Linked DNA regions of Homo sapiens: region 1 is linked to region 2. A link is a contact called in ENCODE Hi-C or POLR2A ChIA-PET data. All regions are on one chromosome and are shown on one strand. The core of a region is the stretch at or near the end of the contact, and the rest is flanking DNA. Distances in the headings are between cores, read along the strand shown. Region 1 holds the start of ATP6V0A2 (ATPase H+ transporting V0 subunit a2). Region 2 holds the start of ARL6IP4 (ARF like GTPase 6 interacting protein 4).

What was found. A loop is a pair of places that touch in the nucleus more often than their neighbours do. ChIA-PET counts read pairs that join two places held with the same protein, here RNA polymerase II (POLR2A). Pooled maps may share reads with other maps.
Region 1: a loop to region 2 is called in a map of CD8-positive, alpha-beta T cell, with 4 times the contacts of the local background. The contact joins the promoter of ATP6V0A2 here to the promoter of ARL6IP4 in region 2. A Hi-C loop is called at or near these places in 1 of 168 maps with a recorded cell type or tissue (CD8-positive, alpha-beta T cell), 3 of 37 single-sample maps with no recorded cell type and 9 of 50 pooled maps. POLR2A ChIA-PET finds 5 or more read pairs at or near these places in 2 of 52 experiments (CD4-positive, alpha-beta T cell and RWPE1).

Annotation. Positions count from the first base shown.
Region 1 is chr12:123,710,386-123,716,902 of GRCh38, reverse strand. It overlaps ATP6V0A2 (ATPase H+ transporting V0 subunit a2), which reads right to left and starts at 4,550. Exons shown (of 20, transcript NM_012463.4): 1 at 4,221-4,550. The coding sequence starts at 4,337. LOC105370042 (a long non-coding RNA gene) reads left to right here. Exons shown (of 3, transcript XR_945477.4): 2 at 1,340-1,403; 3 at 2,169-4,137. RefSeq lists a silencer at 4,176-4,725.
Region 2 is chr12:122,977,521-122,982,060 of GRCh38, reverse strand. It overlaps ARL6IP4 (ARF like GTPase 6 interacting protein 4), which reads right to left and starts at 1,380. Exons shown (of 6, transcript NM_018694.4): 1 at 1,316-1,380; 2 at 762-932; 3 at 182-490; 4 at 1-104. The coding sequence starts at 921. OGFOD2 (2-oxoglutarate and iron dependent oxygenase domain containing 2) reads right to left here. Exons shown (of 7, transcript NM_001304833.2): 5 at 3,492-3,619; 6 at 3,051-3,308; 7 at 2,019-2,978. The coding sequence ends at 2,715. RefSeq lists silencers at 964-1,063, 1,074-1,713 and enhancers at 796-1,301, 1,302-1,807, 1,964-2,183.

The sequences.
Region 1 (6,517 bases), core at 3,301-5,800, 730 kb before region 2:
TAGGAATAAGGATTAACTGTAAATGAGCATTAAGAATCTTCTGGGGTGATGGAATGTTCTAAAACAATTGTGGCAATGGATGCATGACTCTATAAACTCTTTTTTTTTTTTTTTGAGACAGGATCTCACTGTCGCCTAGGCTGAAGTCCAGTGGCGCAATCTCAGCTCACTGCAACCTCTGCCTCCCAGGTTCAAGCGATCCTCCTGCCTCAGCCTCCTGAGTAGCTGGGATTAAAGGCACGTGCCACCACACCCGGCTAATTTTTGTATTTTGGGTAGAGATGGGGTTTCGCCATGTTGTTCAGGCTGGTCTCAAACTGGTGGGCTCAAGTGATGTGGCTGCCTCAGCCTCCCAAAGTGCCGGGATTACAGGTGTGAGCCACTGCACCCGGCCTCCATAAACTTTCTAAAAATCATGGGTAAACTCTACCATACACCTCAATAAAGTTGTGTAAAAATGACCAGGTATTTGATTATATTAAGAAATGTTATTTAAATTTTCAGGTACAATGTTGGTAATAATTTTTTATCTTCTAGGCCAGGCCTGGTGGCTCATGCTTGTAATCCCAGCACTCTGGGGGGCCAAGGTGGGGGGATGACTTGAGGTCAGGAGTTGGAGACCAGCCTGGCCAACATGGTGAAACCCCGTCTCTACTAAAAATACAAAAATTAGCCAGGCGTGGTGGCGCGCGCCTGTGATCTCAGCTGCTCAGGAGGCTGAGGCATGAGAATCACTTGAACCTGGGAGGCAGAGGTTGCAATGAGCTGAGATCGCGCCACTGCACTCCATCCTGGGCGACAGAATTGAGACTCCATCTCAAAAAAAAAAAAGAAAAAAAATTCATCTTTTAGAGGTACTTGTTGAAAAGTTAAATTATATATCTTGGATTTGCTTCAAAATGATCTAGTCTGGGAAGTGAGAAAAAACTAAGTTTACATTTATGGGTACATGGGGGTACACTGTACTCTTCCCTCTACTTATAATATAAAGTTTAAAACAATTTTAAAAAGTTGTAAAAGAATATTTAATAAAATTAGGAAGTTAGTCATGATTTCTGTGTAAAGCAGATTAGGATGTTTTCAGTGTGGTTCAAATTATATAAAAATACATATATATGGACATTTTTAAACATTATTAGAGAAATGCTGATTGTCCAGTATTAGCCAAAAAGTTAAAGTTAATTTCTAGGCGTTGGGATCATGCAAGGTATGTTACTATTCTTATGTTTTCCACATTTCTCACAATGGTCATCTATCACTTTCATACTTCAACAATTTACAGTATATCATTCATGTTGAAAGCCATTTAAGACACGAAATTTATCTTTATTCCATCCAGGATTTGTACTGGGCACTCTCAAGAAACAGTTAAGATACAACTTGACATGAAACTGCTCAACCTGGTAAGTGTCTACTCAGTGTCTGACTCAGTTCTTGTTCATTTTTTGGGGACTTTTTTTTTAAAAGAACCAGAAAAAAGGTAAAAATTCTCATTTCACTTCTGTTTGTCACCTTCTCATTCATTTCTGGAGGTCGAACTAAAAGTAACCACTTCCAAGTTACTAATGATTCAGACACAATCTAGTTCTATGGAACTTGTTGGAAAGGAAGTTCTGTGTCTAAAGCTGTCACAGGATACTACTTCTCAGCTTTCATTTTCTTCCTTCAATATCAAATAGTACTTAACTCTAAATGGGCATGATGTTTCTACAAATAGTAGAATCTTTATTTATAAAGAGGTAAATTTCTGTGGCAATAATACAAACATGGATTTCACATACATACACCACCATCACCAGCTTACATATATTAACTTTTTTTTGAGACGGAGTCTCGCTCTGTTGCCAGGCTGGAGTGCAGTGGCGCGATCTCAGCTCACTGCAACCTCTGCCTCCTGGGTTCAAGTGATTCTCCTGCCTCAGCCTTCTGAGAGTAGCTAGGACTACAGGCACACCCCGCCATGCCCAGCTAATTTTTGTATTTTTAGTAGAGACAGGGTTTCACCATGTTGGCCAGGATGGTCTCGAACTCTTGGCCTTGTGATCTGCCCGCCTTGGCCTCCGAAAGTGCTGGGATTACAGACGTGAACCACCGTGCCCAGACATATTAACTTTTTTTTTCTATTGTGTGGTTTCTTTTATAAATTTTGGGTTTTTTTTCCCTTTTAGGGCAGCACCCTAATTCAAGGCTAATGGAATAAGGTACATTTTAATGTAGATTCAATTCAAGGCACATTTAACCTAGTAAAACCGGCAGAGGAGATCTGGTGCTGTTTGTTTTGATATTCACAGCCATTGATACTCCCACTTCAGCTGAAGGACTAAAGAGGAAACCTGTTCTTAGACTGAGAACTGTAACAAAAGTGCGAACTTTCCCTTCAGGGAGTCCTCCCCATCAGCTGAATGACCTTTCTTTTCCAGGTACTTCCCACTAGCTGTCACCACGGAAGTCACCACCTGCCCCCCTTTCCCTTGCAAGGGTTACTAACAGTGATCCCATCTGGTCACCACAAAGTCAGTAGGAAACTCAGGCTGAAGACACACTGAAAACCTAGCACCACACAAGAGCTCATCGCAGCAACCTTAGTTTTACTTCCTTCTGGAAAAAGATGAACAGCACTTTCTTCTCCTTTCACTGACATTCAGTTGAAAAGGATCCCAGGTACACTCTATGACTGGAGGTAGTGGCGCTTATTGAAACTGGAACCTTCATAGTGATTAGTACGTTTGCTCAAACCTGTAAGACTGAAGTGTGATAAGTGTCTTGGCTTGAGTACTAACCGGAAGGAAAACATCTACCTGTTACAAATGTAGGAGCCTGCTGCACCTGCAGCTGTTGCCTGAATGTTTTGGGTGCTATTCACAGCTCAGCGCAGCATCCATCAGGTGAATGGGTACAACTGCAGAAGTGGCTCCAGGAACCAGGAACCGCCCTGCATCTTACCTGCACCCTCGCCTGTCACTCAGGAGTCTCTCCATGACTTTGCAACTGCCTTATGGGGCTGATCTGGTATTAGATATCTGATATCAATGGATATCAGATCTCGGGTAGGGCTGATCCCTTTTGAAATTAAGGACACCTTAGGAAGATTAAGGGAAACAGTCAGGAGATGAAAGTGGTGGCCAGGAAATAAAATGTTCGCCTGAGTGGATTTCAATTCAGTCAGTAAGTACTTGCTTCACGGTCTCCCTTCCACACCCTGTTCTTTGCCTTCTTAGCACTTATCACAGCTCATAATCAGAGTGTGTTTAATCTGTCTCCTCCCACACTGGAAGCTCCAGGAACACAGGGACTGTGTCTGCCTTGCTCACCACCGAGTCTCCAGCACCAAAAACAGTGCCTGAACATAGCGGGCAGTCAAGAAAAGCTTGTCTGTTCATTCAACAAATGCCTATCGATGCCAATGACTGCCAAGGACTGCGTTAAGGTACTTACTCTCAGAGGTTGACAGTCCTTGGTGGAGACAAACAATAAACAAGTAAATGGACAAACAAATGTTTATTATTACTTGTTGGGGAGACAGCTTCCACTCGACAAACAATGACTGAGTTCTTAAGTCCTTACACACAATGGTATGTACAGCATTAAGCATCAGTGACCAAAACACAAAAATCCCTCTCCTCAAGCAGATGACATCCAGCTCCTTCCCATTTCTGGCTCTGTCTGGGCTCCTCCTGTTCCCTCCAACAAGGACCCTCTCCCCAGATCTTCCCCACGGCTGGCTCCTTTCTATTTGGGTCTCAGCTGAAATATCACCTTCTCCGGGAGGCTTCCTCGACAATCCCTTCACACTCACCTCCCGCCCGAATCACCTTCACATCACCCCGTTTCTTCTTTATGGCAAACCTTTTCTGGTTGACCTATTTATTTGGTTAATGCGCCCCCCTAACCCCCGTAAAGTTCCAAAAGGACTCCAAGAGGCCTTTGTGGGATTTGTTCTCCCGCTGAGCTCGGTGCCCGGAGCTGATGAAGACCACACGGGCGATCCTAACTAACTGGGGCAGAGCAGCCGCCGACCACACAGACGGCCGGCGACCCTGGAGTCAGCCCCGCGCTCCGGGAAGCTTTGGCCGCTGAGCTGGGGTGTCATCTTCCCCGTCTGGACAATGGGGACGGGGCGCGCCCTTCCTCGGTGCTCCCCGCGGGAGGGCCCCAGCGATGCGCGGGATTGGGGGCGCCAGGAGAGCAGGTGCGGCCCGCGTCTCCCGGGCGACACTCACGTCTCGGAACTGGACCAGGCCTTTCTCGCCCAGGGCGCTGAGGCACTCGTAGGCCGTGCCCGACTGCAGGAAGAGCTGCGCCAGGCACATGGTCTCGCTCCGGAACAGGGACCCCATGGCGGGCCGACCCGCGCCCGGAGGGGCTCGATGGGCGGCGGCGGCTCCGAGCCGCGCGGGCCCGCACACTCAGCCGGTGCGGCCCGGGCCTCGAGCTCTTCCTGTGGCCTGGCCGCGGCCCCGCACTATGGGGCTCCAGACTGCAGCGGCCGCCCCCGGTTCTGCCACCGCGGCCGCCGCTCCAGCTGCCGCCACAGCAGTCCGCGAGGTCCCGCCCCCAAGCCACTGCCGGTTCCGGTTCCGCCCCCGCGTCCCGCCCCCCCCGCCGGCCGACCAATGGACGCCCGAGGTTGTCGCCGCACGACGTGGCGGCAGGGCCAACCAGCGCGAACCCGGCGGGTACGACCACTGCAGCTGGCGCTCCGCCGGACTGGACGCAGAGCTAAATCCCGCGCGGCTCCCCGGCTTTCCTGGAGGAGTCTCGCCGAGTGTGCACGCCGCGAAGCTCACCCGTTCCTAGTGCACGACCCTGTGCTGCTGCGTGTGTGTGTGTGTGTGTGTGTGAGAGAGAGAGAGAGAGAAACGGAATCTCACGCAGTCCCACAGGCTGGAGTGCAGTAGCGCGATCTCGGCTCACTGCAACCTCCGTCTCCCAGGTTCAAGCGATTCTCCAGCCTCAGACTCCCCAGTTGCTGTGACTACAGACGCGCGCCACCCGCGTCCAGCTAATTTTTTTGTATTTTTAATAGAGACGGGGTTTCACCATGTTGGCCAGGCTGGTCTCAAAACTCCAGAGCTCAGGTGATCCGCCTGCCTCGGCCTCCGCAGTGCTGGGATTACAGGCGTGAACCACTGCGCCCGGCCCTGCTGCTGGTTTTTTATGGATAGGGTTTCCCTCTGTGGCCCAGGGAGGAGTGCAGTAGCACGAGCTCGGCTCGCTGCAACCTTGACCTCCTGAGCTCAAGCGATCCTCCCACCTCAGCCTCTGGAGGAGCTGGGATTACAGACGCGCGCCATCACACCCGGCTAATTTGTTTTTAAAATGTTTATAGAGAAGGGGTTTCATCATGTTGGCCAGGCTGGTCTCGAACTCCTGAACTCAAGCAATCCTCCCGCCTTGGCCTCCCAAAGCGCTAGGATTACAGGCGTGATCCGCCGCCCGGAGGGATCCTAGGCTTCTTCGTGAAGTTGGAGTGTGCAGCCAGCATCCCAATCCAGTTTTCAAACATTTCCCACCGACCTCGCAAGACTCCTCCTGCTCAGTTGCAGTCTCCCCTTCCCGCCCGGCCTGGCCACCACAGGACAATTTTGTCTCGCTAAATTTGCCACCTCCAGGCTTGTCCTGTCGATGGAATCACACAGCACCCAGTGTGTGTTCCCCACACTGACCGGGAAGCAGTGGCCCCCCGCCCCAGGCCGCAACCTCACCGCTGTCCCAGTCGAGTCTCTGCTTACATATCCCCTTCCTTGAGACTGTCCCTGGAGTCACATCCTTGTTCTATTTCCTTCACTGCACCTGCCACCATCTGAAATTATCTTGTCTGTGTGTTAGTGCCAGTCTTCCCTGCTAGAATGGAAGCTCCACCAAGGTGGGGACATTGTTTCTGCCACTGTGGTATCTCCAAGCCCCAGCACATAGTAGCCACTCAATAAATAGTTCATGAATGCATACATAAATGTATAAACTTAAAAAAGTTAAAACCATAGACACTCCAGACCCCATTCTGCCAAACTGAGTTTTTTCCTTCTTTTAAGTACAAAAGGCGTCCTCACAAAGCCCACAAAATCAAGCTAAATTACCTGTCATTTGGAAGTTTTAAATTTATTTTCCATAAATACCTGAAATCCAAAGCTAGTTACACTAGGCTGGGTGCCCTGGCTCACTCCTGTAATCCCTGCACTTTGGGAGGCTGAGGCAGGTGGATCACTTGAGGTCAGGAGTTTGAGACCAGCCTGGCCAACATGGCAAAACCCCGTCTCTACTAAAAAAATATAAAAATTAGCTAGGCGTGGTGGTGGGCACCTGTAGTCCCAGCTACTCGGGAGGCTGAGGCAAGAGAATCGCTTGAACCTGGGAGGTGGAGCTTGCAGTGAGCTGAAATGGCATCCCTGGACTCTAGCCTGGGCAACAGAGTGACACTCTGTTTCAAAAGAAACAACAACAACAAAAAGATACAGTAAGAACTGTGAAGGTGAATTCAAAGGCTGAAGTTCAGACAATAATTGACTCAGACCCCAGC
Region 2 (4,540 bases), core at 131-2,630:
CTCAGGGTCCACCACCTTGCGGATGATGCTCTGCCGGGCATCCCACTCCTCCTTGGTCATGGGCTTCATGGCCTGGATTCGGGACTTCTGCTCATCCGTCAGGACTGGAAGGGAAGACGGAGGTGGTGGCCAGGCCTTGGGAAGCGACCTTCTCCCTCTCAGGTGCTGGGCAGCACAGTACCTGGGCCATCCTCTTCCTCCCCAGCTGATCGGTGCCACTGGTCCAGCGAGGGGCCCGGCAGAGCCTCCACCTGCTGTGCTTCCGCCTTCTCCTTGCCCTTCTTCTTCAGCTTCTTCCTCTTCTTCTTCTTCTTCCTCCTCTTGTCCTTGTACTTCCCCCGCTTCTTCCGGCCATCACTGGAGGAAGAGGAGGAGGACGAGGAGGAAGAAGAGGAGCTAGAAGAACTGGAAGAAGAGGAGGAGGAGCTGGATCTTGTTCTCCTCCGGGCCTTCTGCTTGCTTCTCTCTGTGATGCAGGGAGAAGGTGAGGCTGGAAGGCCAGGAGGGGAAGAGGTAAACCTTCGTCCCCTGCTCTGGCCTGGGGCAGGCACAGACCGGCTACAGGGTGAGCGCTTCCTGAGGGGCTTTCCAGAACAGAGATGGAGCTTCCCAGAGGAGCCCCTTCCTGGCTCCTGCGGCGCCTGGCCCTCACATCTCAGGCCCGGCTGCACAGAGGCATGACTGAGCGTCCCCGACCACTGCTCGCCCGACTTCCCCGGGTAGTAACTGCGCCTCCTCTCCCCGATGCCTGTGGTCCTCACCCTCCGCCCCAGGGGCCGTGCTGGCCTTGCGACCTTGGGATGTGGAGGCCGAGCAGTTCCTCGAGGTGTCTTTCCTGCTCTTCTTCTTTCTCTTTTCCGACCCCCGTCCCCGGGACCGGCTGCGACTCCTCGAGCGCTTGCGGGAGCCGACGTGAGCCATGGCGCCGCGGGCTGGCGACGAAGAAGACGCGCTTGAGCCGAAGCCCCCAAGGCCGGCCGCGGGCGGGCTCCAAGGGTGGCTCTAGCGGGGCCGGGGCCTGGCGACGCCCAGTACCCGTCACCGTCCCGGGAAAATGAGCGACCCTCACCCACCCCCAGCGCTGGGGACCCCGGTTTTCTCCGCCGACTCCAGTCCCCGCAGCGGTGCCTGTTAAGGGCCCGCCCCGTGCCCGGAGGCCCCACGCCTGCGCACCCGGCTCCAAACCCCTGGGAACTGGCCGCCGTCCGCCGCGAGTGGCGTCTGGGGCGCTTTCCCGCGCTCTCCTACCCTCCAGCCCCGCGCCCTTCGCGGCCTCGCCGCCTCAAGGGGGCCCCCGGGGCTGCTCCGTTCCCACCTCGACCGCCCTGCGGGCCGGACAGCCCGCCCCGCGCCTTCTCGAGAGGAAGCGGCGGCGAGGAGGCTTCCGGCCGGGGCGCTGCGCGGGAGGCTGGCCGGCTGGGAAGCGCGGCGCCGCTGCCTTTCGTTCTGACGCCCCAGGTTCCGTCCCGGGCGCGCCCACCTCCCGCAGAGGCAAGCAGGGGCGCCGGCCCTCGAGCTCCGCAGCCCCTCACGCCTGTGTCTGCCGAAGCTGCGCCCACTTCCAAGGCTGCCCTCTCGGCGCACGCCCGCAGCACCCACGCCCCCGGTGCCCTGGGAAGAAGGCGACCCTCGCGCGCGCCGCCCTCCTCCCCGGCTGGTCCTGCCCTCTCCATACGACTGCGAGCTCCAGACTGAGGCGCCCTGGTCTTTCCGACGCGCCCACCCAGTGACTCAGAGGTCGCAAACTCGTGTCCGTAGGGGCCAGAAAGATCTTGGCAGTGAGCGCGGGCATGGACCCCAGGCCCATCCGGAAGGAAGCCAGGATTCTGCTCCAGCTGATACGTGCAACGTGGCATGGGGCTGGTGCCCCACCTTCCCAGGGAGACCAAACTCAAGACTGCAATATGGAAGCCCCCTGAGTTTCAAATGTGTAACCCAAAGCGTGGCTGTGCGCTTCATCCAATCTCGGGCCCCCAAGTTGCAACTCTTCCACAATGACAGCCGCAAACACAAAGGGATCTTGCAAAGCACTTTATATACGTCAGCGCATTTGACTCCCAAAACAGCTCTAGGAGGTAGGTGCTAAATGAGGAAACGAAGGCACCAAAAGGTGAAGGCTCACCTAAAGCCACACAGCTGGAAGTGGCAGAAGCAGAATGGGAACCCGGGCAGCCTGGTTCCTGGCCCTGCCATTCACCCCTCTGCCATCTAGAAGATGCTACTGGTGGCCCACCCGAGTCCACTGGGGGGTGATGCCTGCTGCTGAGGGTTCACATCTGTGCTCTCTGGAGGCTTCCCTTGGCTACTGGAAGGCACCCTGCCCTGGAGATAAGTGTCTGGGAAGTTATTCACTCCTCTCTGGCCCCCTCATCCAGGAGCCAGTAACCGGTGGTGTGGGCACACTGTGGTACTGTGGGCTCTGCCTGGAGCTCTCCGTGGGGCCAGCTGAGGCTGGACGTCCTCTGAAGCCACTTCCTTGCCCAGCTGCTCCCTCCCCTCCCCTGCTTCCCTGACTCCCTCGCTGAAGCCCCATTCCAGACCCTGCTTCTGACAAACCTGAACTAAGGCAGCATCTTTGCCCATAGAATGACCCAGAAGCTGGCACACCGTTGAGCCAAGAAGTGCAGTAGGCTGCGGGGATTTTATTTCTGCCCCCAGACCAAGGCAACGGAGCCCTCACCTGCCTGCCACCCCCACACTGGGCCCAAGCAAGCTCAGGTGAGCGCACATACATCCACCGTGGCGGGCTCCTCTCGGGTGAAGCCATCACCGAAGCCCTCATCGTCCACCAGGTCGGGCTCACGGCAGCACATGGGACAGAGGCTGTTGCGCACAGCAGAGGCTCGGAGCCAGACGACAAGGTTCCAACGCTCACCAGTGCCCAAGGGCCGGGCTCCATGCAGCTGGCCGCCACGGTGGAGGACACCCTGGCCCACCACGTGCTCCACCTCCAGGGGCTCCGTCAGGGCTGTGGGTGCCTGCAGATGGCACGACTCAGGCCTGGGCACTCACAGCTGCCCCAGGCCCTGCCGCATGGGTCACACACTCACCTGGAAGAGGCCCCCAAAATACAGGGCGCCCCCTGTGAAGACCTTGCCCAAGGCCACATTGAGGGTGAGCTCGGCATTATCATAGTGGCAGCCCAGCTCCAGGTCCTGGCCCGGTGCGTATTTGACCACAAAGGCCCGGTGGCTGTCGAGCCGGCCCCCGCCACAGTCAGGGTACAGCAGGGCCATCAGCGGCTGCAGGAAGCGCTCCCGCAGTGGTGTCATCAGCGGCTCGTCCAGCCCGAGCTCGTGCAGCAGCACCTGGGAGGGGATTCCTGGGGTCAGCAAGGAAACTAGAGGGCTGCAACCCTGGGCTTCCACTCCACGGTGATCCCACTGTGACCTTCTTTCGCAGCCCGGGCAGGCAGCCCATCTGCAGAACCTCTGACACTGCCTCCTGACCCCAGCCACCCCCTCCTCTGCCACCGGCCAGGCCTCACCCACCCCGTAGTTGTTCATGGTGTTGGGCCTCCCCTTAGGCATGTCCGATTGCTCGAAGTGCTCCAGCTCTTCCAGCAGGGCCTGGCAGAAGGGCGCTGTGAAAACAGGCACCCGGTAGATGCGCTTCTCCTCTGTGGAAGGAGGGATGGTCTGTTGGCCTGAATGTGGCCGTGGGCCGGCCAGGCCTGGGCTTCAGTCTTCCTGTTTCATCACCTGTGCCATGGAGATGAGGCCTTTGCTTTTCAGGGCTATTGTGATGACTTAAGGAAGTAACATGAGGAGCAGGGGAGGCCGATTCCCATGCCCCCCACTTATGCCCGGAACCTTTCCCCAGACTCTACAAGTGTCCACAGGGCTGGCCCTGGGAGCTCACATATGGGTCCTGAGGCCCAGAGAGGGGAAGGAAGTAGCCCAGGGACACCCAGCAGGCCAGTGACAGCCAAGTCGGGATCACAGAGCCAACTTCAGGCTCTCTCTGCACCTCCTTTCATCTGATGAGCCACCGAAGTCTGTACCCCAACTCAGAAGTGGCTCTGGGAGCCTCTGTCCCCCAGCAGGAAGGCCAGAAGGGGCTGTTCTTTCTTGCTGGGCCCTGAGGGGGAAGAAACCAGGCTGAGAATGGAAACCTAAACATTTCTTGGCGGACGCACCAATGCCCAGGGGTGCAGGGCTAGTGTGCCCACGATGGGGCCACCTCGCAGCCTAGGCCCTGCCCCAGCCAACAGCCTCAGCACTATCTCAGCTGCCGGGGAGTGGAAGGCAATGAGGAGAGCACCCCCAGGCTGGGAGGAGGGGGATTCATTCCACCCATGACTCCCAACAAAGCACAGGCTCCATGAGGGGAAACTTGTATCTGCCTCCCACAGGAGCCCCTAGCCCAGGCTATCAGTGCCAATAAGAATAGGAAACACTTTCCAAACACTACGTGCGGGCCCTGTGACAGGCACTCTATGCAGATTAACTCACTTGATCGTCGCAGTGCCTTAAGAGAGGGGGTTACTGTTGCTCCCATTTTACAGATGAGGAAACTGAATCAGAGGTTAAACAACACG